Linked DNA regions of Homo sapiens: region 1 is linked to region 2. Evidence: chromatin contacts called from ENCODE Hi-C or POLR2A ChIA-PET data. All regions are on one chromosome and are shown on one strand. The core of a region is the stretch at or near the end of the contact, and the rest is flanking DNA. Distances in the headings are between cores, read along the strand shown.

Region 1 (3,531 bases), core at 947-3,446, 130 kb before region 2:
TAAAACCTGAAGTCTCACAACTCAGGAGACCCCCTAGTCCCAGGCAAATGGGGATGGTTGGTGACTCTCCCAGGAAGAATGGTTGCTTTGCCTTCATCTCCAGCTTCTAGAAAGGAAGACATGAGCTTGGGGCAAGGTGAGAAGAAATTGCAGGGATTTGGGGAGCTCTAGACAGCCAAGGGGTGGTGCTTCCTCGGCTTTCTGGCTGTAACAGGAAGTGGGGCTCAGACTTGAGATGCGCCAGTTTCTGCTGAATATGAGAAAGGGCTGAAGTGTGAGCTCCTGGTCACAAGAATGTTCACCGCAGCCGCAGCCGGGAGGAAGAATGGATGCCTGGCTGGGGCCCAGGGGCCTCTATGGCCACGCCCACTTCCAGGCTATTTCCTACAAAAGCTCTACCTCTTTCACTGAGGAAGACCCCTTAGTTTCTTAGTTTACAGAAAGCACATAGAACCGTGTAGATGTATACATACCGACATGAAAAGATGCTCATGATCAACTGTTTAAACAAACAAAAAAGCAGCTTACAGAATGTCTTGCACCATAGGGGCTCTTTTCTGTAAATAAATTAGAAGCAGCATACTGGCATGACACCTCCTGCTATATTTAACCTCTTATCAAGGACAAGTTTAGAGATGCTTGCTTTGGCTTTCAGAGAAGAAGAAAAAAATACCACAGCTTTTATGAACATAATATTAATGCTCACAATAACATTCTAGGCTTTGAGCTGCTTCCTGCATTTCATCGTAAACATAAGGCCCAGAACCTGTCTAGAGATTGCTGTGGTTACTCAGTGTTGGGAGAGTTTTCTAGCTTTTTCTGCCCTTCTGGAAACTTGCATCGATGCCTCTGTCCATTTCCATGTTCGGCACTGTGTTTGTGGGTCTTTTCTTAAACAGCCAAGTTGTTTTTCTTCGCAAGCTTCCTGGTGTGGGTTTTATGACATTAGTGCCCTTTGGCCTACAGGCAGAGTCCAAATTTGAGAGCCCACCAAGGCAGAGCCCCTGGGGAGTGTCTGTAGGGACTGTTTTTCTCTCTTTGGGCTGCAAAATAAGACTTATGGCTGGGCCAGACCAGGTGCAGTGGCTCACGCCTGTAATCCCAGCACTTTGGGAGGCTGAGGTGGATGGATCACCTGAGGTCAGGAGTCTGAGACCAGCCTGGCCAACATAGTGAAACCCCATCTCTACTAAAAATACAAAAATCAGCCGGGCATGGTGGCAGTCACCTGTAATCCCAACTACTCGGAAGGCTGAGGCAGGAGAATCGCTTGAACCCAGGAGGTGAAGGGTGCCACTGCACTCCAGCCTGGGCGACAAAGCAAGACCCTGTCTCAAATTAAAAAAAAAAAAAAAAAAAAAAAAAAAAAAAAAACCCAGGCGTGGTGGCTCACACCTGTAACCCTAGCACTTTGGGAGGCTGAGGCAAGTGGATCACCTAAGGTCAGGAGTTTGAGACCAGCCTGGCCAACATGGTGGAACACTGACTCTACTAAAAATACAAAAATTAGCCAGGCATGGTGGTGGGCACCTGTAGTCTCAACTACTCGGGAGGCTGAGGCAGGAGACTTGCTTGAACCCAGGAGGTAGAGGTTGCAGTGAGCTGAGATTGCGTCGCTGCATTCCAGCCTGGGCGACAGAACAAGACTCCATATCAAAAAAAAAAAAAAAAAAAGCCTCTGTGGCCTTGGGGCTGGACCAGCTCAATGAAGTAGGGGGCTCCCTCTGCCAGGCTGCCTGAGCTTGAGGCCCCAGGGCTCAGTCAGGCCGATCTTGCCTCTTTACCCGCTACTGGGGAAGGTGCAGGAAGCGGATTTCCTAAGAAACACCTGGGCAATGGCCTTCTAGACTTGTCTACTTCTGACCTCAAGTCAAGGAAGAGAAGATTGGTTAAAATGACTTTCTACCATGCTATTTTCTTTGTCAGTTCCTGCAGAGCCTCCAACAAGGTGTGTGGGCATCCTCTGTCCTTCAGCATCAGTCACCCAAGCTGGGAACCCCAGAGGAGGAAGCACCTGTTTTTGCCCTAACTTAGGGAAGGGCTTTGGATTCTCCGCCATTCAGAATGAGTCACTGTGAGACTGCGGAGCGGATTTTACTCATCCCCCAGGAATGGACCCTTGGAAGGCTCCAGAATGACTAGCCTCAAGTGTTCTGTCTCAGGCACGGGGCATTTTCCCCCACTCCACGTCTGCAGTCACTTCCTCTCTGGACACATCCTGTTTCTGGGAGCAGGCGGCATGCCAAGCAGATTGCAGCCTCTGAGCAGACGGGCGGAGACATCCTTCCTCTTATTTCTAGTACCTAATCCCATCTTCCTTCCCAGTCAGAGATATCGATCAGCATCTCTGCTTTTCCCAGGTCCCTGCACGCCAGGGAGGGAGAGTAGAGAAGGAACATGTTTCTATTGGCAACTCCAACTTATTGGAAGTGCTTAGAAACCTCTGCTGATTTCTCACCAGCTTCTGAAGCACAGGTAATCAAGAGAAGATCTAGGGCAAGGAGCCATCTATTCATTCACTCAGTAAATATTTATTAAGTGCCTACTATGTGCCAAGCCCTGTTCTGGATGCCAGGCTACGGTTGTAAACAAAACATAGAAATCAATGTCCTCATAGCAATTACGTTCTGCTGGGAGGGACAGCTGATAAACAAGATAAAAGATATAAAAATTATAGCATGTGAGATAGTGATAAATGCTGAGCAAAGAAAAAAAGCTGGGAAAGCAATATGTAATGTCAGGCATTGGGGAAGTATGAAATGTCAAACCAGGGGGCTGGGAAAGTCCTTGCTGAGAAAGGAAATTTCGAGTAGAGACTTGACAGAGGCAAGGGAGTGAGCTGGCAGTTAGCTGGGGCAAGGGCATTCTAGGCAGTGGGAAGAGAAAGTGTAAAGTTCCTGAGATTAAGAGCTCACCTGGGCAGTTTGATGAACAGGGGAAAGGCCAGTTTGATGAACAGCATGGCTGGAATGGAGTGAGGACGGGAGCGTCACAGGAGTTAAAGTCAGTGTGGCTAAAAGGAGCAGTATCTTGCTACAATTTGTGGGTGGTAGTATGGACTTTGGTTTGCACCCAGCATGATACAGGAAGCCACTGGAGGGTTTTAATGGAGAAGTGACAGGCTCTGATTTATGTTTGAACAGGATCTTTTGGGAAGCGGCACCGATAGTATCCTGAACAGGGTGAGAGCAGGATGTGGGAGCAGCAAAACCACTTAGGAGGGCACTGCAGGCCAGGCGCTGTGGCTCACCCCTGTAATCCCAGCACTTTGGGAGGCTGAGGTGAGTGGATCACTTGAGGTCAGGAGTTCAAGACCAGGCTGGGCAACATGGTGAAACCCCGTCTCTACTAAAAATACAAAAATTAGCCGGGCATGGTGGTGTGCACCTGTAATCCCAGCTACTGGGGAGGCTGAGGCAGGAGAATTGCTTGAACCTGGACAGCGGAGGTTGCAGTGAGTTGAGATCACTTCAGTGCACTCCAGTCTGGGAGACTACATCTCAAAATAAATAAATAAAATAAGAGAAAAAA
Region 2 (3,446 bases), core at 104-2,603:
TTTAACCAGCTCCCAGTGAGACATAAAGATTATTTCTAGTGTTTTGCTCTTTTAATCAGTGCTTTAGCACTCTCCCGTGTATGACTGTAGATTTATAAAATTCTAAATAAAATGACATGAAATGAAATTCTACATTTTATCAGTAGAATTGTTCATTTTTTATTTTAATTTTTTTTTTAACTTTTAGGTTCAGGGGTACATGTGCAGGTTTGTTATAGGTAAACTTGTGTCATGAGGGTTTGTTGTACAGATGATTCTGTCACCCAGATACTAAGCCTAGTACCCATTCGTTATTTTTGCTGATCCTCTCCCTTCTTCCACCTTCCACCCTCTGATAGGCCATAGTACCTGTTGTTCCTCTCCATGTGTCCATGTGTTCCCATCATTTAGCTCCTACTTATAAGTGAGAACATGCAATATTTGGTTTTCTGTTCCTGCTTTAGTTTGCTAAGGATAATGTCCTCCAGCTCCTGTTTTTCATTTCTAAACCATTAAAAATCTATTTGGGGCCGGTGCAGTGGCTCATGCCTATAATCCCAGCACTTTGGGAGGCTGAATTTGGGAGGCTGAACTCCCTGAGTTCTCAGCTTGGGGAGGAAGCTTCAGGTTTCCTATCCCAGTCTTGCTGCTGGCCTGCCCTTCTGCCTACCTGCCACTCAGGTACCATCTTTACTCAGTCCCCCGAACTCCCTTTTTTTTAAAATTTGAGGAGAATTCTTGGAACTTTCCCTTGCCTCTTTTGAGACTAGCAGTGTTTCAAATGGTGTTTTTTCCTACACTTTAGCTGTTCTGTAGCAGGAGTCTCTTGGAACACCTATAGCAGAAGTCAGAATGATTGCTTTGGCAAATATAGGTCCCTGTGTGCCCATCATTGGTTTCACTGTGACTAAGGAGAAGTCATCTCAGGAAAAACATTTTTCTAGTATAACTTTTAAAATGTGGTTTTGATGAAATTTGTGATTACTTATAATTATCTGTTACAATTTAAATTTACATAAACATGCTGCTTTTATCTTCTCCTCCTCCTCCTCCCCCTCCTCCTCCTCCTCCTCCTCCCCTCCTCCTCCTCCTCCCCTCCTCCTCCTCCCCTCCTCCTCCCCTCCTCCTCCCCCTCCTCCTCCTCCTCCTCCCCCTCCTCCTCCTCCCCCTCCTCCTCCTCCTCCTCCTCCTCCTCCTCCTCCTCTTTTTTTTAATAAAAAGAGGACCACAAAAACAGTTTTACTATCTAGATGCTTGAGTTTGCTTGGTCACTTTCAGAGTATGTCGTTTCTTTGGTATTTACACATGGCTCTGGTAACCTAAAGTATTCATTTAAGGCAGGAAATGACCTGATCATATCATACATTGTTACACGCAGTCTCAATTATGTCACCAAGGGCAGTGACTTTTCTCTTCTGGTGGATGACAACAGCAATTTCCACACTTTGGAAGCTTCACTGAAATATTTTTTTCTAACAGTGTAGAGGATAAGAATTTGCAGTTCTATTGCCAGTTTATTACAGAGGCTACAACTCTGGAACAGCCAAATGGAAGCAATGCTTAGGACACAGTATGGGGGGAGGGCAAGGAGCTACCATGCCCTCTCTGGGCAGGCCACCGTCCAGTACCTCAGTGTGTTCACCAACCTGGAAGCTCCTTAACTCATTCTTTAAGGCCCTATTAATCCTTCTCTATATATACTAGTATTTTAAGAATGTATAATATAATAGCAATAGTCTTTGGTCCATTAAAAATCTTAGCTTTTCTTATTGCAGTGGTAACCCTTAGAGCACTCTTGGTAATGTATCTTAAACAGGTTCTTCATTGACTAACTTTACAGATTTTAGAATTGCAGTTTATTCTTTAAAAATATGCTGTGATTATTTTCAGGATCATAATTTCAGTAACATTTCCAGTTTTGCTTTGTTGGCGAGCTTAAAATTATGGAATGGACATTTTATGCAAATTTTATGGTATAGTAAAGAAATGAAGGGACATTTTAGAAAGCATTTAATTCTTTATGTCACTGACACTTGTAAAATTACTTCCTGTCAAACACGTGTTGAAATACAGTTTATGTTGGCAAATATTGGGATTGATTTTATATTAATTTAAATCTGTATTACATTAAAGCCTAGGAAATTACTAAAAAATGTAGGCTATGTGATAAGTTTTTCTGAGCCATTTATGGATTGGGCTTTGAAGATGAAAGTTTGTTAAACCATTGGGAATTAAAGATTCCAGCTGAACATCTCAAGTTTCTGAAACAATACATTTTCTCACACTTTGTGGAATTGTTCTGTGTCATTTACACTTGCTTGGTTCAGCAGGGCGAGCAATGAGGTATTTTTTATTTTATATTTGTTTTTGCAGGGATCTTAGCAACATCAATTGTGAAGAGCTTGGTCCATTGCCTCCTGGATGGGAGATCCGTAATACGGCAACAGGCAGAGTTTATTTCGTTGACCATAACAACAGAACAACACAATTTACAGATCCTCGGCTGTCTGCTAACTTGCATTTAGTTTTAAAGTAAGTTTTTGAAACAATACATGTTAAAATGGGAGTTAAACATGATGAAACGCATAGATGCTTTTAATAATAAATGTGAGTCTCGATACAGTGGCTCACGCCTTTAATCCCAGTGCTTTGGGAGGCCGTGGCAGCAGGATCACTTGAGGCCAGGGGTTTGAGACTAGCCTGGTCAATATAGTGAGACCTCATCTCTACAAAAAAAAAGTTGTTTAAATTAAAAAATTAGCTGGGTGTGGTGGTGTATGCCTGCAGTCCTAGCTACTTGGGAAACTGAGGCAGGAGAATCGCCTGAGCCCAGGAGTTTGAGGCTGCAGTGGACTATGATCACACCACCCCAACTCCAGCCTGGGTGACAGATGGAGACCCTGTCTCTTAAAAAATGAAAGAACATCTACTTTCATCAGTTATAATTTACTTTTATTGAGCAAAATTTATGTAAGAGTGTGACAAGGTTTACTCTGATATGAGTATTTTAAACCTACTATGCTTTTAGGTAGGAACCTGTCTTGGAATGTTAGGAAAAGGGTTATTAGAGGTGCTCAAGATGGCCTTTTACAGAGGCAATATCTTGACAGGAGAAGTAGGGGTTGAACAGGCTAATTTTGTGTTGCCATTGTAATACAAAATTATTAATAATTTATATTAATGGCTAACACCTTAGTAGCACTTACTGTGTGACAAGCATTGTTCTTTATACTTTACATATGTTGGTAAGGCCAGGCATGTGGCTCATGCTGTAATCCCAGCACTTTGGGAGGCTGAGGTTGGAGAATCACTTGAGCCTAGGAGTTCAAGACCAACCTGGCCAACATGTGAGTCCTATTCTCTTCAAAAAATTTTTTTAAAATTAGCTGGTCATGGTGGTGCGCACCTGTGGTCCCAGCTACTCAGGACACCGAGGTGGGAGGATCTCTTGAGCTCAGGAGGTCGTG

Evidence for each region. Hi-C counts contacts between places; a loop is a spot of excess contacts on that map. ChIA-PET counts read pairs that join two places held with the same protein, here RNA polymerase II (POLR2A). Pooled maps may share reads with other maps.
Region 1: a loop to region 2 is called in a pooled map, with 2.3 times the contacts of the local background. The contact joins two enhancer-like sites. A Hi-C loop is called at or near these places in 2 of 50 pooled maps. POLR2A ChIA-PET finds 5 or more read pairs at or near these places in 3 of 52 experiments (Caco-2, HepG2 and activated T-cell).

Annotation. Positions count from the first base shown.
Region 1 is chr17:64,705,941-64,709,471 of GRCh38, reverse strand. No RefSeq gene overlaps it. Among named protein-coding and RNA genes, the nearest start is that of SMURF2, 45 kb to the right of the region's middle. RefSeq lists an enhancer at 1,889-3,088. Within about 2 kb of position 2,196, at least 28 of the 41 ENCODE cell types and tissues checked have a DNase peak (open chromatin) inside an H3K27ac peak, as active enhancers do.
Region 2 is chr17:64,570,863-64,574,308 of GRCh38, reverse strand. It overlaps SMURF2 (SMAD specific E3 ubiquitin protein ligase 2), which reads left to right. Exons shown (of 19, transcript NM_022739.4): 10 at 2,353-2,511. Among named protein-coding and RNA genes, the nearest start is that of CEP95, 66 kb to the right of the region's middle. Within about 2 kb of position 1,353, at least 3 of the 41 ENCODE cell types and tissues checked have a DNase peak (open chromatin) inside an H3K27ac peak, as active enhancers do.